Linked DNA regions of Homo sapiens: region 2 is linked to region 1. Evidence: read pairs that join two places in POLR2A ChIA-PET (ENCODE). Cell type or tissue: MCF 10A. All regions are shown on one strand. Links, peaks and the distances in the headings refer to the core of each region. The heading gives the core; the rest is flanking DNA.

Region 1 (12,083 bases), core at 2,653-10,652:
CTGAAAATATAGACATTAGAGTTACAGGGATACAGAGTTAATGAAATAACTTGCATGAAAGATATGCCTAGAAATAGATTCTAGATTGAGAAGTGGAAAGAACTGAGGACAGACACTAGAAACACCAACATTCAAGAGGCAGGAGAGGGAAGATAAGCCAGTCTGAGACTGAAAAGAAATAAGCGGAAAGTTTGGATGGGAACTCAGAGCAGCAGCACAAGGAGTAGAGCATTCTCAAAAGGAGGACAGTGTCAAATGACTCAGGAGGGATGCCAAAGATAAGGAGTGAACAGTGTCAATCGAATTTAGCAATTATGTCTCCAGTGGCCTTGGTGAGAGCACTTTTTGTGTCACTGCATTGAGGAAGCCAAACACTGGTACACTAATATTCTTGCTTTGCATGTTGGTTATTGTAAAGGAAGCAGAAAAGAAACAGTTGGATATTTGAATTATTCCTTCTCAGACAGGACATTACAGCACACCAGAGCATTGAAAAGATGATGTTCATGTGTCTAGACTTCTGTCTCTCAATTCTCTGCTCTCTTTTCCCCCATGTGAACACAATCATAGTCTCCTAATTTTGATCAAAATGCATGGCAGTCATCGCTCCATTATCCTCTTTCTCCTTCACTCAAGTCCCTGAGCCCCTTATTCCTTTCCAGTTCCACCTCTCCCCTTCAAGTTGCCAGAAAGAGTGGTCCCTGTCCACCACTTCCACTTCTTTACACTCTTTCCTCTCCTGTCATCTTCATGCACCCAGGAATCTGGTCCTGATAGGAGGGGGAAGTTTAGAGTGCTAGAACAGGAAGGGCCTAGAGTATGATCACCAGGCTTCTTAGCCAGATGCTATTAATTTCCCCAATGAGAATGACACTAAAATATCTCTGAAATATTTGCTCCTTTATGTCCATGGCTGCAGATGCAGTTCATTCGCTCTTTGATATAATGACCTACCTGGTCCCCTCCCCTGAGATGGCCCTTACAGCCATCTTACACCTGCTCACAGCTGCAGGCATTTGGCTGCTTTCTGTAGGCCATGGCTGTTCTGCCTGTGGCTTATTGGGAAAAGAGAATGCTGGTGGAAGCGTTTTGGATTTGGATTTGAGTAGCTCTCTCTTTCAGTGAACTAGGCTTTGAGGAGTGTTGCTAGTGTGGTTTTCATCTTATGTTCTGGTCCTAGCAACTAGGCTTCTTTCTTTCTCCCTGCCTTGTACTAGAATTCTTGAAACATAATCCCCTTCTCTGCTTCCTATTCCTCAGTGCCTGATTTGTTACCTGGCTACATCAGACAGGAATTCCAATTGGCTGCTTGTAACCAAAGTAGGAAATAACAGTGGTTTAAATAAAAGTTTTTCTGTCACATAAAAAGCATCCAAAGTAGATAGTCCCAGACTGTTCAATGGCTCCTCAGTAGTCAGAGACCAAGATGGGTTCTTACTGGAACACCAGCCTTAGCACTGGTTTCTATTTTCTCCCTCCCTTCCTTCCTTCCTTCCTTCCTTCCTCCCTTCCTCCCATTCTTTCCTTTCTTTCTCTCCCTCCCTCTTTCTTTCTTTCTCTCTTGTCAGGGTCTCGCTCTGTCACCCAGGCTGGAGTGTAGTGCTGCAATCACAGCTCATTATAGCCTCGAAGTCCTGCAAGCAATCCTCTTGCCTCAGCCTCCTGAGTGGCTAGGACCAGAGGTGCACACCACCATACCCAACTAATTAATTTAACTTTTTGTAACCTGGCCTCAAGTGATCCTCCTGCCTCAGTCTCCCAAAGCACTGGGATTACAGGTGTAAGCCACCACTCCTGGCCTTTGTTTTCATTTTCAAGCTTGCCTCCTGGCCCAAATTGTCTGTTGAAGCTCCAGCCATCAGGGTTGTCTTCCAAGGAAAAAACTGGAGAAAGGGGGAAAGCAGGCAAAAGGCATAAAGCAGTCATTTGTCCTCTTTTTACAGAACGTTCCAGAGATTTCCATCTAGAAACTTACACTTGTATTTCATTGGCTAAAAATTAGTCATATGGCCAAACTTTGCTGTGCTAACAGAATGAAACCAGGGTTCTAAGTAAAAAGGAAACAGTAGATTTTGGGTGGGGAACTAGCAGCCTCTAACAGAATTATTCAGCTTAGAAACTTGCCATTTTCATTATATCCTCCTTCTTTCCCTGAACCAGTGTCCTGTCTTATCTCTCTGACTTGATATCTCCTGATAGATTTCTCTACATCTGCCTGCCTGCTGACCACTCACCTGGGCCTCCAAACACAGTCTGCTTCAAATGTTTCTATTGCTATGTTTATCGACATAATTGTTCAATTGCTTGATTTCTCCTTATTGACCTTCCAGGCTGTTGACACCAGGCTCAGATTACTTTGTCTATTAATTCCTGGTAAACAGTACTTTCTAGTACTGCCAAAGATGCTTACAGTTCCCCTGGGGAGGGGGAGATAAGCATATTACACAAGAGGTAAGTGTGGAAAAGGGGCCAGGACAATTAGTCATTAGTTCATCTGGTTGAAACACATCTACTCCTGGGCAAGAGCTCCTTACCCTGCTTGAACTGCAGCATCTTCCTCTCTTCTCCTCCCTTGTCTATTCAGTCATGATTTCTAGAATACGCCCTGTACTTAAGATTTTCATTCTCAACTTGATAACTGGATTGCAACCTTCATACATTTCTCCTCTTGGTAGACTTCTTGCCTCAGAATCATTTTCTGACTGTAAGTCTTCAGTCTTCAAAGTCCTCTTGAAATTATGTTTTCTTGACTTTCTCCTTCACTTGGTCTATCAGACACCTATTTTCATTAGTAGCATTTCCAGGCTTTACCCTGAGACTGACGATAAACAAGTTTGTTTACTTCTAGTGGTTCGTTAGAGCAGGCTTGTATTGGCTTGGGAGAGCTGTTTGTTAAAAACAAAATAATTATAAAAATATAACTTGTTAAAGTGTTGGTAGCTTGAAATTAGCCATGGTGGGAGTATGTACCACATGGAAATTGGCAAACACTATTAATCAGGGCTTTCTTTTTTCCCGAAAGGGTGTCTACCAGCACGCCATTGCTTGTTTCACCCCGTCATTACCCCCTGAATGCGCGCGCACGCACACACACACACACACACCCACACGACACTTCTCATCCCAGATCCTTATCTCTTCAGCCTACCTTAGCCTCCAGCTTACAGATAACCCTTCCACACTCAGCTATAGCCAGTGATTCAACATTTCATAATGGAATATATATTTTGAAAATACATCCTGGACCCTAAAGACTTTTCCAAGACTGCTGACCACGCTATTTGAGAACTGCTAATGTAGTCCATCTGTCTGCCTTCAGAACACATGTAATCATATGGAGGAATCATTTGCTGGGGAAAAACCTACATCCTGGTATTTCAGTAGAAGGAATTTATTGATCAACATCAGAGATGACTCATCACAGAATATTAACTTCTGTGAAGTTAATATTGGGTGAAAGATGACCAATTAATGATTACAGGTATTTCAGAAAGCCTGGTGCAAGCTGTGCAATAATCAAGCTGCATGAGCCAACCAAAACGTCAAGATGCTTTGCCTTTGACAGGAATTGTATCAATTCACATCATGCCATTACCTCTTATTGATCAGGACCTCCGTTCCACGTGTCTTCGATTAATAACAATGAAAAATGAATTAATTATTACTTATAATTACAGTATTTTAGTAAACAAAATCATTCAACTCATGGAAGAAAAATAATAAAAAAGATTATGAAAGCCTGGGAACCACTAGACTATGCCAATTTTTGATTACATTAAGAAGCTAATATTTCTTTGTTTAAAAACATGTAGCGGTTGCTAATATTATAGACTAGAGCACATGCTGTGGAGGCAGACTAATTGGGTCGTATTAGAACTTTGCCACTTAGCCCTGTGATTTGGGGCAAATTGCTTAATCTCTCTGTGCCTTAGTTTTCTCATCTGTAAAGTGGAAATAAAAGCATCTATCTCACACGATGACTGTGAAATTAAAATGAAAAAACACATTAAATGCTCAGAACGGTGGTTAGCATGTAGTAAATAATTAATGAACATTTGCTCTCATCTTCATCCTTGATATTATTTTTGAAGCAGTTTTATTGTACCAGGAACTGTGCTATAGGCTGTACATGCAATCTCCTCTAACCTTATCATTAAGCCCATTTTATGAGTAAGGAAACTGACCCTCAATAGAAATGATGTAACTTTTCCACGGTCTTGGGCTAGTAAGTGTGAAAGAGGTTGGCTCAATATCTTTTAGGAGATTTCATTTAAATGGTAGAAAGATGTAAAACCACAGCTTGCATTGGAATTCAAGCCATCCTGATATTTAATATTCTACTGGGAAATTCTTACCTCATAGTCAACTGAACCCGTGCATGTGGTAGCATAAACTATTCTCGTTCTGTCTTCAGCGGAGACAGAAGAGCTCACTCATAAACATCCCTGTGTTTTCGCTTGAACTGTTATTAAGTTGCCCTCCTGACTTGTCTTCTGCAGGTTTTACAAACACACAGCTCCCATAGGCCTTCCCCATGAATCCTATTTGTTAGCCACAGAATAATCTCCACAAAAGTATTTTCACTTTCTCTAACAGTAATTTTTAACTTAGACTTTAAATCTAAAGTTCATTACTAGCGTAAGTAGAGCACAATATCCTTTGGCTGAACTGGCTTCATTTATGAAGAAGCTGAATATAAAGATCCTTTCTGTCTTGGACTTTCTTATTCCACCTTCTTATTTAAAAGCTGCTGCCTACAATGCACCACAATGTATATAATAAGTATTTTAATAAGTATTTTTTTAAGTTTCAAGTTGCATGTCATTTTGTGTCACAGGGGTGAGTCTAGACTCACATTTAGTTGTGCAATCAGGAAGACAAATGACAGTGGGAATATTTTTAAAAAACACCTATTATATCACTATCCATTCATTCACTTTTTCTGGGCCAGTCACTGTGCTAGACACCAGGACCAAAGAACACAGTCCCTGCTCAGGGAGCGCATAAGTCCCACAAAGGAGGCCAATATACAGTTACCTAGTTATTGTGATAGAGCAATGCACAGGAATCAATAGGAACATGCGGAAAGGAGCAGCGAAGAGACCCTGGAATGTAGAGGTAATATAGTCTGATCAAGAATGCTAGGGAGCCAGTCAGAAGCCCTGGCTCTAATCCCACTTTTACAATTAATTATTATGCCATCTGTTAATGGCTGAATTGTGCCATCCCAAAAAAGATCTGTTGGAGTTCTAACCCCTAGTACTTCAGAATGACCTTATTTGGAGATAGGGTCTTTAAAATGAGGTCCTTGGGGTGGGCCCTAATTCAATATAACTGATGTCCTATGAAAAGGGGGAAATTTGGACATAGAGACAGACATATGTAGAGGGAAGATGATGTGAACAGACACAGGGAGAACATGGGCATCTGTAAGCTATGAGAGACCTTTCCTTCACAGTTCTCAGAACAAACCAACCCTGCCCGTATTTTCAGCCTCCAGAACTGTGAGACAACTTTCAGCCTCCAGAACTGTAAGACAATATATTCCTATTGTTTAAGCCACTCAGTTTGTGGGTTTTTATTACAACATCCCTAGCAAACTAATATGCCATCTCAGTGTCACAAGCATATCCCAAGCTTCAGATACCACACTAGGCAAGGCCAGTCCCACATTTGGGAAAATTTGGGCAAAAGCACTCAGAGCACGACTAACCAGAAACATGCCTGCATCTGCCTGCAGCTTGTTCTTATGCTGTGACCCAGATGAATTCAAAGGTTTCTCTTTAAATACTGAATTTGAGTCTATGACAAGACCCATTAAACCTCCCCAGTGTGACATCCAGAAACAACACCAGTAGTCCTTTGCTTATAAGGTAAATAATATATACTATTGTAGATAATTTTAGAGTACAAGCTAAATTCAATAAAAATAAACTTTGTGTTAAATAACAGATCAACATGACATTACTTAAAACAAATGGTTAATAAACATGCAAGATTTTCTATCTCACTGGTAATCAGATTTGAGAAAAAAACTGCTCTTGGCAAACGGAAGATGCTAATACAGTTCACCATTGAACACTGTGAGGGTTAGAAGTGTTGACCCCCATGCAGTCAAAAATCTGAGTATAACTTTTGACTCCGAAAAACTTAACTATTAATAGCCTACTATTAACTGTAGGGCTTACTAATAACGTAAACAGTAGATTAGTTGGTTATATGTATTATATACTGTATTTTTACAATAAAGGCAGAGAAAAAATGTTATTAAAAATTATTATAAGAGAAAAAATATTTTTTATTCACTAAGTGGAAGTGGATCACCATAAAGGTCTTCATCCTTACTGTCTTCATATTGAGTTGATTGAGGAGGAGGAGGAAGAGGAGGGCTGGTCTTGCTGTCAGGGGTGACAGAGGCAGAATAGGTGGAGGAAGTGAAAGAAGAGGCAGAAGAGGCAGGCACATTAGATGTAAATGTTATTGAAAAAAATCCACATGTAAGTGGACCCGCACAGTTCAAATCCATGTTGCTCAAGGATCATCTGTACACATCAGAGAACAAATGCATGCATCCTGAATGAGTGATAGCCTGTTCACTTAGAATACACAACTGGTTCCATTTGTCTTTCTGTTGGCACAATCTGAACCTAAAATTATCTTCCTAGAATACACAGTGACATGAAACCTGTAAAACAAACAAACAAAGAAAAAACCCCTCTATTAGGTACATGTTCATTTCAGGCAACTCTTCTGAGGACAGAAGGTTTGAACATAAAAAATGCCTGAAACAATGAAAAGATAACCTAATATTTAGCTCCTGTATAGACTGAAAAAGTTCAGCCAAAGTGCATTGTTTGGGTTTCTTCTTTCCAACATGTTTTACCCTCAGGCCAGCAAGGTTATACTTTCTCTTCTCACCCCAAGTCTTCATCTTTTCTGGAAAATTTCCAAGCTGAGCCCTGGTCTCAGGTCATAACAACTTGATCTGCTGCACCAGAACACCAAGGGAGTGAGTCATCCCTTTGGATTTGCCTCGGCAGGTCTTCAACAAGTCTTTGTTTCTCTGCCTATCCATCCCTCAACTGCTTGACATTGGCCAGTGTCCATGATGGGTTTTTCTTCTAGTTTCTGTTGCCTTCCATCTTTTTACTTTTTAAAAAATTATAATGATAAAGAAGCGCACAAAGTTAAAAGGGCAGGTTTCACCCCTTTCACCATCACCCTAAGGGTCAAAGGGTTACCAGGGTCAACAGTGTGAGTATCCTTCGAGAGACAGGAATTTCCATCCTCCCCGCCCTGCCCCCTTGCTGTTTAGAGCTCATACTGTACACAGTGTTCTGACTTGCTCTTATCACTCAAAAATATATCATGGACACTCTTCCATGTCAACACATACATAGCTCCCTCATTTTTAAACAGCTATTTATTTTTCTACAGTGTAGATGTGCCCAAATAGAGAAGTAGATGAACCATTCCTCTATTTATAAACGTGGAATGTGGTCCAAATTTTTTTGGCCCTTACAAATAATATTACAATCGGCATATCTGTAAATATATTTTGGCACACTTAATATTTCTGTAGATGAGATCACTTGTAGTGGAAAAGTGTGATTAAAGGATACATGCATTTTTAATATCTATAGGTTCTGCAAATTACTTTCCAAAAATGTTTATTAATTCACACTCCAGTCAGCTAAGTATGAAAGTTCCTATTTCTTATAGATGCAAACACCTGATAGTAAAACATATTTTTGCCAATCTGACAAATAACAGATGCTATCTTGTTTTTATTTATGCTATGATCATTGATGAAGTTGGGTATGTTTTCATATGCTTATTAGCACATAGTCCTTCTTTTGAGAATTGTCTATTTTCTTTGTCCATTTTCTTACCCTTTTGCTGCTTCTCGTTTCATACTGATTTCAAGAAGTTGTCTATATTACCCATATTAACCCTTTCCTGTTGTGTATACATGTTGCATGTATTTTCTCCCCTTAGGTAACATTGTTTATGGTACCCTTCACTTGATAGAAATGTTAAATTTTTATAGTCTTCTCTGTTTAATTTTTTTCTGTTATAGCTTGTGAAATTTTTTCATGATATTTCTAATTAGTATTATAAAGCTCTTATAAGGAGCCCTTATAGCTCCTACCTACAGTACTTACTAAGAAGCAGCCTTCGATTATAAATATTATAAATATTGTAAAAGTCTCCTATATTTTCTTTTAGTCTTTTATAGTTTTTTATGTTTAGATTATTAATCCATCTGGAATTTTTTCTGGAATATGAGCTAAGACAGTGTATTAGTCATGCTTCATTCAACAGAAGGATTTTTTTTTTACTCAGATAACAATTGTGGGTGTTCAGATAACAACTGTGGGTGTTCAACAAGCAGACACAGGTATATTAAATGTTTATATTAAATGTTTTAATATCAGGTGTTTGTGAGTGTCTATAAGAAATAGTGACAGGGTGACTCAGAGACCCAGGCTCCTTCCATCCTAGCTCTACCCTCCTCTTGATAAGGGGTCAGCAAATTACAACCCATAGGCCACATGCAGCCCACTGCCTGTTTTTGTAAATAAAGTATTATTGGAACATAGCCATACTTATTTGTTTACATAGTGCCTATGGCTGCTTTCCATAAAACAGCAGAGTTGAGCAGTTTTGATAGAGACTATATGATCCACAAAGCCTAAAATATTTACTATTTGGCCCTTTATAGAAAAAGTTTCCTGACTTCTGCTTTGAAGTCTCAGGGTCCTTAGTTTCCACATGGCAGATGGGGAAGAGAGATCATGTGGGAGGCTTTCCACGGATGAGGCCTGGAAGGGGAGTACAACACTTTCGCCTACATTCCATTGGCCAGAATTCAGTCCCTGGCTTCACCTAACAATTTGGGAGGCTAGGAAATGTGAATTTATTGTGCACTGAGGAGGAAAGGGAATAATTAGCCATATTCTGCCAAGGTGTTCCCTGCAATTATCTGTTTCTTTCTTCCTTCCTATTTTTAAACAGAATAGGCTAGATTACGGTGCAGAAACAACCAACCATCAAATCTCAGTTGCTTAGAACAAAAAAGGCTTATTTCTTGATCATACTACATGTCCACTAATGCTCAGCAGGGATGGCATTGCTCATTGTTGTCATTCACTCCAGTCTGATGAAGCAGTCACCACCACGCACCTTGATGTTGCAGCACTAGGAAGAAAAGAATGCGGTGACTGATGTCCCAACTCTTAACTTCTGACTCAAAGTTATACTCATCACTTCCGGCCACCTTTCATTGGCTGAAGCAACTCGCAGGGCTATACTATACTTTAGTCAGGTGGGGAAGTACAATCTTATCATGTGCTTCAAAGGCAGCAGAGCTGGAATATTTGTGAACAGCCCTACTGGATTGCACATTAACAAACACAGAACACATATTCATCCCCTTCCTATGGGAGATAACCCAGATTCCATTCATTCACTGCACACAAAGTCCAAGATCCTAGATGGTAGATGCCCTCCCCAATAAGTTTGAATATTGCCTAGTGATCTGGAGTCTAGCAACTAAAATTCCTCTCTGTCCCCACTACTTATTCAGATATCAAAATCCTAACAGAGTCACAACTGATCATGGCCTGAAACAGGTTTCCAGAATCTGAGCTATATCCACAAATGTGAGCCCTGCTCTGAACGATCATGCCTAGAGAATCAGGAGCCTGGTACAATCTAGGGGTGGCAAGCGGGAAATACGGCATTTTGCAAAAATCAATACTGCAAGAAAAGAGTCATCTTTATTGAAGGACATGGCATTGTTTCTCCAGGCTTACAATTAAGCACCCTGAATAAAGAGTGTAGGTGACAATGTGGAGGAAAGCAGTACGCACAGATTAAAAATACCTACACGTAAATGTTAAAAAATATAAACGAACATACTTTGTTCATCCCTCAGAAAACATCTGCTCTTATGGTTCTTGTTTTGTTTGCTTAAGAAAAGATCTTCACATTTCTATTTAGTTTAGAAAATAGTAAAATGCAATTCAATCTCTGAATTGTAATCACAGAGAATCATTTTGAACAATACTGTCAAACTAGCATTACACAGATCAAGATTTCAAACAATGTAATTTTTCAAATAAACTTTGACCATCTGGTGAAAACATCAACATATATCTTATTCATATTTTGTTTCTTCAGACTTTTCTATCTCCCTATAATAATAGGAATATAATGCATATTTTAAAAATCATTTATGCCTAATTCAGAAAAATAATGCTTTGTTAGTTATATGATGTGCAAGAAGCTTTTACATGTTTCAATAAGCATATTAAATCCTCTCTAACAGAAACAGAAGTTTTCATTATTTCCAGAAGAAATTAATTTGAACAGCAAAAGGTTCAAGTTTGATTTGAAATTCACTGTCTCTAAAACTTTTAAAACTCTGATTTTTTTGGGGGGGTGCTGGGCCCCTTAGCTAACTCTTGAAATATACAATTGTTTTCTTCGAAGTTATTCTATACTTGTCTTTTCACGCGCTAGGCCTCCACTCACAGTAGAGAATTAGTTTTAGCCTAGTCTGTGGTACAGTGGCTACTCCTACCTGCCTAGTCTCTATTTTTTCATTGATTCACTGCTTTAACATCTTTGCTCTCAACACATACAGCATTTATTCTTATAGCTCCTACCTACAGTACTTACTAAAAGAAGCAGCCTTCGATTAGAAAGGCGGTATATGGTCTTCTTAAAACCCTTTCTTCCCTCTGGTCATATTCTGTTCTTGAAGGCATTTTTTTCTGTCGGACTTCACTAAGCAAGTTAGATTTGGAGTCATGGGAAGATTATGAAGTGGTGGAAGAAAAGAATGAAGACTGAGTTCAATGTTATTTCCAAAGCCCTTCCTAGGAAAAGTGTTGTTTATTATTCATTTTGGAATTCTAATTATGGAGGAAACCTCCCAAAAACATAAATAAATTATTTAGCCAGAGGACCTAAGAAGTGCATCAAATTTCAAGTCAAATGGCTACAAGTTACTTATTACACCTAAATTTAATAAGCAATAGGATGTTTGTTCTTTATGTGTGGTATGGCTTCTAGAAGCAAGCTTTCCTCTCTGTAGCACAGGCAGGGTCCAACGGTCTAGGTTCAAATTCTTCCTTTACCACTTACTAGCTAAAAACTTAGGCAACTTATTTCACCTCTCTGTGCCTCAGTTTCTTTCTTTCTTTTCTTTTAAAGGCTCTGGCTCTGTTGCCCACACTAGAGCGCAGGGGTGTGATCCTGGCTCACTGCAACCTTAGCCTACCTGGTTCAGGTAATCCTCCCACCTCAGCCTCCTGAGTAGCTGGGACTACAGGCGTGCACCACCATGCCCGGCCAATTATTATTATTAGTTTTTTTGTTTTGGAGGGATGGAGTTTCACTATGTTGCCCAGGCTGGTCTTGATCTCCAGGGCTCAAGAGATTTGCCCACCTCGGTCTCCGAAAGTGTTGGGATTACAGGTGTGAGCCACTGGGCCCAGCCCTCAGTTTATCTGTAAAACAGGACAAAAGTAGTACCTACCTGATGGGGTTCTTCCAAGGATTAAATGAGCTAGTACTTATAAAGCACTTGCTAATGTCTGTTAAATAAATTATATTATCCACACACCAATCCAAGGCGACTATAAGGTAGCAAGAACCACTCCAAGTCACATAAGAAAATGAATTCCTTTCGTTTTAGCTCCTCTCTTTATTTCAGCAGTGCGTTGTCAACAGGGCCACATTATGTTAGCAGATTTGAACTTTATCCGAAAGGTGTTTGTATTTTATTTCAAATTATGAATTCCTGAACATCGGATTATGTACGATTCTGCAGTGCCCTCGGAGGCCCATTAGAGTCTGGAGCTCGAGAAGCATAACAAACTCTGGTCTGATATTTGTAAGGAGCTTGACAGCCAAGGAGCCACTCAGAAACAGTTATTGGTATTGCCAAAAAAAAAAAAAAAAAAGGAAGCTAAGAAGTCACCCTTCTAAATAAATAAATAAATAAATAAATAAATAAAAACCTGAATTGGAGAGCTGCCTGCATTTCACTCTACTGCCTCTGGAAGAAGAGT
Region 2 (12,083 bases), core at 2,544-10,543, 140 kb before region 1:
GTGGATGAGGGACACCTTTCAGATACCTGGGGCACTGCAAGAAAATCTACATACTAATAAGCCAGACAGTCTGCCCCTTTCACCTGCTCAGTTGCTAGACTTTAGGATCATACCTCCTGTCAGGATAATGGATTTCTTCTTTGCAGGAATCATCCTAAAGAGAAAGTTCCTACAGATGCTGATATTGGTGAAATACCAATGATACACTCTTTTTCTCCAATATATCAACTGACAATGAAGCTCAGCAATTGGAAAGTTTCACCACACACATCAAATTTCAAAAGATAAGTGACTCACTCTAAAATATGAGATAACTAAGGACCACCAGACATTAGAGGAAAGCCACCAACATGAAAAGACGAAGTGCAAAACAAACAAATCAGAATCAGAAACAATGAAAATGGAAGAATACATGACATATAGGAAACAAAATAAAAATTAGGTAATAATAGAAATATTATCATCTGATAAGAGAGATACTGAATCATGAAACAAGGACAGGTGCTATAGAAAAGAAAGAAGAATTTTTTTAAAGACAACGGAAAAGTTTGTAAAACTGAGGAAATCTAAAAGACAGCAGAATCAAAAAGGAAACAAAATGAATAAGAAATGAAATGAAAATTAGAGTACAATCCAAGAAGTCTAATATCCAATTAATGGATAGAAAGAAATAGAACAGAGAAATAGAAATAGAAAGAACAGAGAAAAGAGAGGGGAAAGAGTTACTAATAAAATAATTCAAGAACATTTCTCAGAAATGAAAGTGATGAGTTTGCAAATTGAAAAGACTTATTGAATATGCAGCATAATTAAAGATAAAATAATCACTCTAAAACTTATAGCTATGAAATTTCAAAATATCAAGGATAGGAGTGAAGATCCTAAAAGCCACTTGAGATAAAAATAAAAAAACAAAGAGGCAAATCATAAATAACATTGATGTTCAGTTGCTGAAGAGCAACACTGAAGTGAGAAGGCACTGAAAACAATGGACTTGAAATTCTGATAAATAAAAATATTTCCAACTTAGAATTCTATATCCAGCTAAACTATACATCAGGAAATCATGAAGTCAGAATAGAGACATTTTCACATATGCAAGCTTACAAAGTTTTATCTCTCATTCACTCTTTCTCAAAAAACTATTGGCTTCACCACAATGAAGGAAATCATGGGATCCAGCAATTACAATCCAGCACAGGAGAGAACGGGCTAAGTCCCAGGACAACAACTGTGCAGCAGGCTTAGAGAGTAACCAGTTAAGATCAGGACAGGAGGATAAAGGGTTCCAAGAGCAGTATCTCTAAATAAGCTAATGGAGGTTTACAGTTCCTCATTAGGGAGTTTGGGAAGCACTTAGTGACAAATAGATCTAAAAGTCAAGGCAATTATTAACTCAGAGGAACCAGAAAGTTGAATAAGAAGATAAATCCTGCTTAATATGGATAGTTATAATTTATAGTAATGTAAATGCTGAATATTGATTTAAGATTGTGATATAATTTCATTGCTATGAAGATAAAGGGAACCAGATTATGTCTAGTAGTAGTATTAGTAGTAACCTCAAATTAGAAACAATCCAAGTATTCATCAACTGGTGAAAGAAAAAATAAAATGTGTTATATTCATAACAATGAATATTATTCATCAAAAAAGGCAACAAACTACTAATACATGCAACAACATGTATAACCTCTAAAAACATTATGTTAAGTGATAAAAGCCAGGCACAAGACTTCATATTGCATGATTTCATGTATATAAAATTTCCACAAAGGTAAATCTAGAAAGAGAAGGTAGAAAACTTGTTGCCTTGGCTGGAGATGGGGGTAGGGATTGACCACAAAGGGGCCTGAGGGAGCTTTCTCCGATGATGAAAATGTTCCAAAACTGGACTGTGGGTATGGTTGCACAACTCTATAAATTTACTAAAAACTTTTGAACTGCACATACATAATAGGTGAATTTTGTGGTATAAATTATACCTCAATAAAGCTGCTAAATAAAAACACCTCGAAATCATCATTTTACCCACCTTCCATGAATAATTTATCAGGAAATTTTGTTGGCTCTTCCTCGAATTCAAATTCCAATTTCGTCCATTTATCTACACCTCCACAGCCATCTCCCTAGACTGAGTCACTGTCATCTTTTGTCTTGTAATAACCTGTCGGGAGCAAGCCCCCCAAAATCTGGCCATAAACTGGCCCCAAAACTGGCCATAAACAAAATCTGTGCAGCACTGTAACATGTTTATAATGGCCCTAATGCCCAAACTGGAAGGTTGTGGATTTACAGGAATGAACGCAAGAAACACCTGGCCCATCCAGGGTGGAAAACTGCTTAAAGGCATTCTTCAGCCACAAACAATAGCATGAGCGATCTGTGCCTTAAAGGCCTGTTCCTGCTGCAGTTAACTACCCCAACCTATTCCTTTAATTCAGCCCATCCCTTCGTTTCCCATAAGGGATACTTTTAGTTAATTTAATATCTATAGAAACAATGCTAATGACTGGTTTGCTGTTAATAAATATGTGGGTAAATCTCTGTTCGGGGCTCTCAGCTCTGAAGGCTGTGAGACCCCTGATTTCCCACTTCACACCTCTATATTTGTGTGTGTGTGTCCTTAATTCCTCTAGCGCCACTGGGTTAGGGTCTCCCTGACCGAGCTGGTCCGGCATAACCTTCCAAATGATTGCTCTGCTTCCTGTGTCATCCCCATCTACTCCATGCTCCATAGACAACAAGAGAGAGCTTCTTAAAACACACACAGGCTGCCACACCCTGTGTAAAATGAATACTCATTGCACCGGAAAAACAACTCAATCTCTGTACCTGGACTTGTCATCAGGCTCTGTGCGTTTGTTTCTCACATCATTCCCTGATCCTCTGTCTCACTCTCGCCCTCTCTTCCTGACCTCCCAGCTCAGCTGGCCTCCTTTCTGTATCTCCAATGCCCCAAGCTCTTTCTCTCTTTACAGCTCCTTGCACACGTTCCTCTCTTCCTGCTGATCTTCCCTTTGCTCCGCATGGCTGGCTACTGCTCATTCTGCGATCAGCTTGCATCTGTCCTCCTCATGGAAACCTTTCCTGCCCACCTATCTGGGGTGGGTTACTCTTCCCATTGGCTATATCTCAACCCCATGCTTGCTTCCTCCTTGGTGGCCACTGCACTCACAATAATTGCATTTATGTTTTTGTTAACTTGTTTTGTGTCTATGTATCCCCCTTGCTAAAGACTTCATGGGGAAGAAGGGAGGGTAAGAGACTGTATCTGTCTAGGTAACTGTTATCCCCAGCACCCATCAGAGAGCATAGCACATCCTAGATCCTAGTGAATAAATGAACATTCAAGCGGTGTAGTACAGAGGATTACCACACTACATCCTAAGCTCTGTGACCTCAGGTTACCACTTAACTTCTCTAAATCTCCATTTCCTCATCTGTAAAACAGGAATACAACTGGCTACCTCCTAGTTTTGTTACGAGGGATAAATTACATAACATAGGTAAGAATATAGGTATGAAGAAGAGAGAAAACACAGTACCTGGCACCTTGAATGGGATACAATAAGTGCCATTAATATTAAAACTTCTACATAGCTGTCCTAGATAATTTTCAAACCATCTTTCTGTTTATTATTTATGATATCACTATGGAAAACAACTCTACCATTTCCACTTTTAATAATAAATTTAGGATGTGGAATGTATACTAAACTAGGTGAAGGTTCTTAAAGTCTGAATATTGTCAACCTTGCTAAATTAGCCTGTCTGAAAACGATAATTTCAGGTTAAAATGAAAAGCTATTCAATTGACATTCAACTGATCATAGGAAGAATTAAATGGAGTTAGCAAAAAATTCTTAATGAGTTTCATCAATATGATGTAGTGTTTTCCTTATCTTATTAATTGATGTAGCTTAGAAGTTGGGATGGTCTCACTTACGGAACATTTAAGCCTCCTGCAGGTGCACTGATAGGTCTGGGGCTAAGGATTCTCCGGTCCTGGGGTGAGGTACCACAGCCTGTAGGGCAGTAGTGCTCAAACTTAGCTTGTATCACAATCCCATGGGGAGCTTAAAAACTCAGATTTTTCCAGAGTTTCTGATTCTGAATGAATGTCTGGTGTAGGGTCTGAAGAATTCCATTTTTACGTTTCTAACAAATTTCTGGATGATGCTGGGATTACAGCCCCATGTGCTGCTGCTGGTCTGGGGCCACACTCTGAGAACACAGAAAAGCCTGGGGGTGAGCAGCAGTGAGCTGGTCCTCTGAGAGCTGCAGGGTCACCCCAGTTATAGTGTCCAGCCACAGAAACTCCTATAAGGTTCATTTATTCAACAAAAAATTTTTGAAGGTCCAACTCGGAAAACAGAACAGGGTAATTTAATTACGAGGAATCAGTGATACAGGTGATAGAGGGGCTGTAGCCAAACAGGATGGTGAGGCATCCCAGAAAATAGCAACAGGAAGAAATTAGCAATCCTAGAACTCCAGGACAGTAGGAGGAGGGAGTGTTGCTGGAATTCAGGAAAGGGGCCCTGGCGAAGCCAGAACCGCAGTGGGGCCTGTCTGATGGAACTGGAGCCACAGAGGAGATGCAGTCTCCACAAAGGATGCTGCCCTGGGCTGGCAGAAAATGAGAGAGAGAACCCCCTCATTTCTCTGTACCCACCTCAGACCCTTCCTACACACAAACACACACACACACACACACACACACACACACACACACACACAGAGCAGAGAATGGATTTGGGGGAAGACAGACAGGGCCTTCCCAGAGGGTCTACTAAATAGCTAGTGGTAGATGAGACAGACTAGCTTTGTGCCTTCGTTGAGCTTACAGTCTAATAGATTGACCAGGTGAAGCTTAACAGCCCTGTAAGACATTGGGTTCCCTGGGGGCCTTTGCTCTCTAGAGAAGTGATATGTGCCCCCCTCATTCCCCACACATTGGTATGTTGAAATCTAATCCAATGTGATGGTATTTGGAGGTAGGGCCTTTGGGAAGTGATTAGGCCATGAGGGTGGAACCCTCCTGAAAGGGATGAATGCCCTTATAAGAAGAGGCCAGGGAGCTAGTTCTCCTTCTTTCTGCCACATGGGGATACAAGATGTTGGCAGTCTGCAATCCAGAAGGCCTGCACCAGTGATCATGCTAGCACCCTGATCTTGGACTTCCACTTTCCAGAACTGCGAGAATTAAGTTTGTGTTGTTGATAAGCCATCCAGTCTATGGTATTTTGTTGTAGTAGCCCTAAAAAACTAAGACAAGAAGTATTTAAGTAAGCCGATCATGTCACTTCATAGATACACATATGAAAAGTAATCTGTGGAGGCAGCTGGGCTTCAAAATGATTGAAATTATACTTACAATACAGGACATTCTTGCTTGTCTGTTTAGGAGGAAAGTTATAGAAAGAAACATTTTTTTCTTTTGCCCAAATAATCATACTTGGCATGAAATTAATGTTTTGAAATGGAAAAGCTCCAAAAGTGGCAGTGGTTATCTTTTGAATTTATGAATATTGTTACTATCATGTAAGTTACATTAAAATTAATATGAGCCAAGGGTACATGTTGAGGAGAAAGGAATGGATCCCTCACTGAGCTTTTGTTGGGGACTACGGTTGTGCTGAGAAATGGAATTTTAGGTATGATGCATAATCAAGTGTGAACAGTGTAGCAGAGTGGGGCCTACAATAAAAACACGTGTCTGTCTTTACAGCTAGTGCTCTGCTCCACTCGACATCCTAGAATTAAGCACTTAAATCGGGTATCTTTAAGTTCTTGCCAGAAAAACCCCGAATTTCTCTTGTAAGGCTGATTTTTGGAAGGGAGAATGGGTGGGTGGCAGAATTAGAGAACTGTTCCTTTGAATGTTGTTCATATGGAATGCATTTGAATGAAATTGACATTTGGGGGAAAAGATTCTGAGGATATGAGATAACAGCAGAACTGTTTGCTGGCTATAGTCATATGGTAATGATATCAGCTTCGCCTGGGAGAAATGACAGCATAAAATCCAGCTGATATGCCAAGACAAAATGACATGAAATTGCATGTATTTGTCTAGACTATTATGGTAATAGCATTAGAGGGATAGGTTTCTGTTTCTTGGAAAGCAAATAATTTGAAGGCATACTTCATGCCCAGTATATCGTTGTAGCAATAAACAAGTGTCAGGAAACGTCTTTCTTCAGGATTAGATGTCACTGAGTAGCTTATTTAGGGTGATGGTATATTTTCCTCACAATTCTCAAATCTTAAGTGGACCATCTATACATCTTACTTTTGGGTCATCAACGGTGTTTATCTTTGTGGAAATAATGAAGTAGCTCCTATTAGTAAAAGAACACTATATTCTTCTGACAAAATTGAGTCAGTGCTAGTCTGCACGCACAGGTGTGCTTCACATGCTAAAATAAACGTGTTCCTGAAAGGTTACGTATAAATTGAGTCATTTTCCTATTGGCTTATATTATCTTGTCAAAGATGTTATGTCTTCCTTCCAGGTTGAACTTTAATTCACTTCTCACACTTTAACTTTCAGTTTCTCTTTACTCCTGAAATCTTTCCAAAGGGTTTTCATATTAATCTTGGTGATCTTAAAAACACAAAAATAGCCAGGAAACTTCACAACTTGGAGCATCCTTTTATTCAGACAAATATTGCTCTTTTTTTTTTTTTTGGATGGAGGGTGTTCCTATAAATAATAAACACATTTGGTTTTTATTGGAGAAAGTAAATTGAGTGAACGGGGAGTGAATGTGCCGTATTCTCTGTGCTGGCTGTGGCTGAGTCATTGGGGACTCCCATTGGATCCTAAGAGAACAAGATGATGTCACAGGCATTTCTCAATCACCATCACTTTGGAACAAGCTGCTACTTCAAGGTGCTAGGAAAAGGTCAATATTCTGATACTTTTAGTATTCTCCTTCTTGTCTTTCTGGTAAAATGATGAGGGACTACTATATGGTACACATATATGTAAAAAGTCTTAGAGTCACTGTTATCACATTTTGTATGATCAAGCACTGAAAGTGCTTATCTGAAACCAGATGTTCAGTTCTCAGTAGTCAAGAGTCACATTAATTTCTCTTTTCCCTCTTATGCCATTGTTTAGTAGTCTATCATGTAATAGACGTCAGATTGTGGTCATACAAATCTGTATTTGAATTTCATCTCTGACATCTACCAACCATATGACACATCTGTGCCTCAATTTTCTTCCTTTAAAATGGACTTATCAAGCACTATCTTGTATGGCTGTAGCAAAGATTAGTAATAATATATGTAAATTACATAGCACAATGCATGCATATAATTAATACTCAACAAATGACAGTTGTCATCATTGTCTTCTTCCTCATCATCATCGAAGTTATTTATTGATACCTCTTCATTACCACTAGATTTAGAGACCTATAAATTCAGGACTTAGCATAATGCCAGACATACTAGGCACCGAATAATTATTTATTAAAATAATTCATACATAAAATTTGGCATATGCACTATGCATCTGTGAACTCCAGATTCCTCAAGCCCTGCCAGCCTATGGATACAAAATAATCAAGATTTACTGACTTTTACACACCTGTTCATACAGCTCTCTAGTCTCCTAAAATATGCTTATTGAACATTTCTGTGTGTCTCCAGGGTTATCTCATATGTGCATAGAAAGAAGCTTCATTTTGCAGGGTTCCTCCTCCATTGTCATCAGCCAATGTACCAAAGCCCTGAAGGTACCAAGCTCCACAGCAGTTGATGCAGAGTGGTGTTGGGGTGCCTCTCTCCATTAAGTATTGTTTCCATTAGAAGGGCTCCTAGGTAGGTGGATCACGAGGTCAGGAGTTCAAGACCAGCCTGGCCAAGATGGTGAAACCCCATCTCTACTAAAAATACAAAACATTAGCTGGGCATGGTGGCATGCACCTGTAATCCCAGCTACTCCGAAGGCTGGGGAAGAGAACTGCTTAAACCTGGAGGGGCGGAGGTTGCAGTGAGCCAAGATCGTGCCACTGCCCTCCAGCCTGGGCGACAGAGTGAGACTCCATCTCAAAAAAAAAAAAAAAAAAAAAAAAAAAAGAAGGGCTCCAAAGTAGTGCTGCTTGGGAATCAATGTTACTGGCACCAGCATGAGGCACTGGGTGTACGCTCAGGAAGGAGTAGAGAGACAGCACCATGCCATATTCGAAATCAGCTCCCTTCTCTGGCTGAGGCTCTGTGCATCAGGTCTAGAGCCTGGTTTCTTCCTCTGTAGGATGAATTACTTTCAGGAAGCAGCTCAGCTCCTCTTGAAAATAGGTACTGCTCAGGACTGCCCTGGTGGCTCATGAGACATGCTAGGACACTTCTGAACTCCTGTAATTGGACACAATATTGGGTCAAGGCCCAAGTCCTGCTATGTAGCTAAATGCTGGTTTGAAAATCAACATAACACCTTACTCTGCAATGGTCACAACCCATACTTCCGGAAAAAAAAAAGTTCACTTATTGTTTTCTTTCAACATTACTAAAAGTGTCTTATGGGAACCTAAGGTTTCCTTTTAGGAAGCTATATGAGAGGACAGAGCACAGCACAACAAGAAATCCAAAACATGTCTATTCACACTGATCACAGGACTCAAGGAACTGCCAGACTGCTCTAGTTCTAGAGTTCCTTCTAGGAAAGTTTATAGACAAAGCAAAAATTGCTCCTATACAAGTCTGGCACCAGGAACCATAGGGTTAACCCTCTGTCACCTCATACTAGGAACCAGGTGGCAGTGGAACAGGCATGAATCAGGACTGGCCCCCTTTATCAATCAAGTATCAGCTAATTACTAGAGCTCTGCAGAATCCTAGAGAACCCAAAGCACTGGGGAGTATTTGCAGCTGCTTAAGGGAACAGGCCATGAAGACCAGTGCCCCAGTTCAGGCCATGCATTAAGAGGAAAATCTGGGCCAATGGCTAGACAGAGTGCCTGGGAGAGAACCAGCTTTGAGGAAGCACATTTACCAACAAACGACTGCTAAGCACTTTGCAGTTGTCAAGTTCCTAGGCACTGAATAATAATGAGAGGGGGCTTCAGAGGGTGATGACTAATGGCCCCTCTATTTCCTGCTGATGCTGGCAATTTTCTGTCATTTTGTTTTTATGTTAATTTATGCTCACAGGATTAGAATGTAGCATTATATGGTCATTTAATTTAATTGAAGTATGGAACTTCATGGGCCCATTTTTGCATTTCTCAGAGATTTTGGTGATTTTTTTCTTTAGCATTTAATCTTCCCCCCAGATCACCATTCCTAATGGCAATAATAATACATTGACACTTGCATCACACTTTTCCTTCTAGGAGCTCCAAGCATGTCATGGCCCATTACTCCCACAAGAGCTCTGCAAGGCAAATGCCAGGGAGGATTTTAAGCACTTTCTTAGCTTTAACATACATAAAAAGGTGCAGCCTTTATCATAGAGATAAGCTCTCAGCCATTTAAATTACTTTTGAATGCAATGAGAAGCTTTGCTTATGCATGAGGTTTCCACTGTGCTTTGTGATTTTCATACTGCAGAAATATGTGACCTTTAAGCCTGACAGCACTGCTCAGAGTACATGTAACTTATCAGGGAGTTTTCATTGATCACCCCACCTCCTTCTCATAAGGAATGTAGTGTTTGTGTCACACTGCCTGGAAAAACTGCCCAAGGGCAAGGGAAAGCACCAATTGAGACATGGAGGAGAGAATGCAGGGTTAGTGAACTCACCCTTTAAAAGCCACAACACTAGAATGTCCCTGGTGAATACAGATGGACCAAAGGAGCATCCTGAGGCCAAGTGGCTCTCTGGATCCATTCTTGCTCTTTCTGAAGAGCCTCACAAGCATCCACTTGAAGACACTGGCATTCAGCAGTCTTTCTTCCGAAGGCCAAAAGAATAAGAAAAAAGCCACAGCATATTTCTGCTGTAGAAGGAGCATATCACCAGCCTGACAGAGGAAGCCCTCCCCTGTTTCTGAAATAAGGGGCCATGGAAAGAGAAAAAATAGAGGGGTGTCACATTTGCATTTCCCTAAAGGACCAGAGAAGTAGCTGGGGCTTTTTTCTCTTATTAGAACATCAGGCAAACACCATCTGGCCCAGGTCTTCAGTGGATTGCAGGATTCTGTGCTGACAGCCTGCCTGTGTCTATTGTGGCAGGGGAGGAGGGACATGAGAGGTGGGGTCTGGAGCAATAGCGACAGTTCTGCCCACAGGTCCTGCCCACTGACTCATCGCATATTCTGTTTTACCCCAAATGGGTATACTGCAATCAGTTCTGGTACTAACCACGCAGAGTTAGTGTAGACCCCACAAGTTAGGGACTCAGTCCTCTACAAGATTGTCTCCATTTCAGATGGAGCCAGCCACAAGTGGAGTCCCCAGGCCACCCACACTTCTGACCAACCGGCTACAACTCCAGAGGAGTCTCATAACACTGCTTTGGCTCAACAACTCACTAAAATGACTCACAGAACTCAGGAAAGCACTGCACTTACAATTATGGTTTTGTTACTGGTGGTGAATCCACACGGGTCTGCAGCAACCTCAATTCTTGACTCCTCGGAAGAAATAATTCGACTGAGAGGCATGAGGCAGAGGAAGAGACCGAGGCAAGTTTTAGAGCAGGAGTGGACATTTATTAAAAAGCTTTAGCATAAGAATGAAAAGAAAGTAAAGTACACTTGGAAGAGTGCCAGTGGGGAAACTTGGAGGTCAAGTGTGAGCTTTGACCTTTCGGCTTGGGGTTTTACATGTTGGCATACCTCCAGGGTCTCGCATCCTTTCTCTACTGATTCTTCCCTTGGAGTGGGCTGTGTGCACACACAGTGGCCTGATAGCATTTGGGAAGTAAGCATGTGCAGTGTGTTTACCGGAGTTGTAAGCATGCTCACCTAAGGCATTCCCTTTTCTGGTGGAATGGCCCCAGAAGGTCATATACCAGTTAAACTCCGCCATTTTGAGCCCACTTGCCCAACTCCTGAGATCTTATTGGGAAGCTGATGATCAGTTTCAGGTGTTTCTATCTATTAGGAAACTGCCTTTCCCTGGTGCTGGTTGTGACCTATTATTATTTTAGAGAGACAGTTAACTGCCTGACCATCACCTGATGGTCACCTGACATTCCTGGATGGGGGGTCGGTGGAGGGCTCTCCTGCCCTGCTTATGTCTTCCCGACTAGCTACCTGTTACAACAGTTTTATTTAAAAATATATAAATCAGACTAGCCAAATTAAGAAACATATAGGGAGAGGTCTGGGAGGGTCCTAAACACGGAGCTTCTATGTCCGCTCCTCATGGAATCAGGATGTATCACTCTCCTGAGATATCAGTGTGTTCACCAATCATGGCCTGGAGCACAGTGACTCAAGCCTGTAGTCCTAGCTATGTGGGAGGCTGAGGTGGGAGGATGCCTTGAGCCCAAGAGTTTGAGGCTGCAGTGAGCTATGAAGGCACCATTTCATTCTAGCCTGAGCAACAGTGAGACCTCGTCTCAAAAATAAAATAAAATAAAATAAAATAAAATAAAATGAAAATGTATTCACCAATCAGGAAGCTCCGCTGAGCTTCAGTGTCCAGAGTTGTTTTTTTAATTGGTATAGCATTACACAGGCATGAGTGATTAAATCACTGGCCAAGGATGTAACTCAATCTCTGGCTCTCCTTTTCTCAGAGGTTGAACTGGCTCAATGTTCCAACCCTCTCATCACATGGCTGGCTGGTCTTTCCAATGACTAGTCCCCATCCTGAAGCTACCTAGGGGCTCACTTTGAGTCATCTCATTAGCATAAACTCAGGTGGGATCCAGGGGATTCATGAATAACAAAGACTGTTCTACCACTTGGCAAATTCCAAGGGTTTTAGAAGCTCTGTGCCAGGAACCTGGGACGAAGACCGGACACGTTCTTCCTTACACAATAAGAGGCTCCTGAATCATGAAACAGCAGATATTCCCACAATGGAGGTTCACAGAGCCCCAAGGAAGAGAATGTAGAGAATGAATACTTGAAAGTAGAGTGTTAGAGACCATTAACGGTTAGGGGCCAGGAGA

The links. Peaks named below come from ENCODE experiments on the same cell type or tissue, not always from the same donor. Only the 100,000 strongest peaks of a DNase experiment are listed, where the experiment ranks them.
Region 2: POLR2A ChIA-PET joins it to region 1 with 14 read pairs; 2 of 35 experiments call an interaction of 5 or more read pairs at or near these places.

The regions. Positions count from the first base shown.
Region 1 is chr2:200,293,830-200,305,912 of GRCh38, forward strand. It overlaps a transcript of SPATS2L not described here. Among named protein-coding and RNA genes, the nearest start is that of SPATS2L, 6.8 kb to the right of the region's middle. RefSeq lists enhancers at 8,576-9,775, 9,318-9,367. In MCF 10A, for the core only: no CTCF peak of the experiment used is centred there; DNase peaks (open chromatin) are centred at 6,992 and 9,232.
Region 2 is chr2:200,149,838-200,161,920 of GRCh38, forward strand. All of the region lies in intron 1 of LOC124906112 (a long non-coding RNA gene), which reads right to left. Among named protein-coding and RNA genes, the nearest start is that of SPATS2L, 150 kb to the right of the region's middle. RefSeq lists enhancers at 7,775-8,510, 8,511-9,245. In MCF 10A, for the core only: no CTCF peak of the experiment used is centred there; a DNase peak (open chromatin) is centred at 6,824.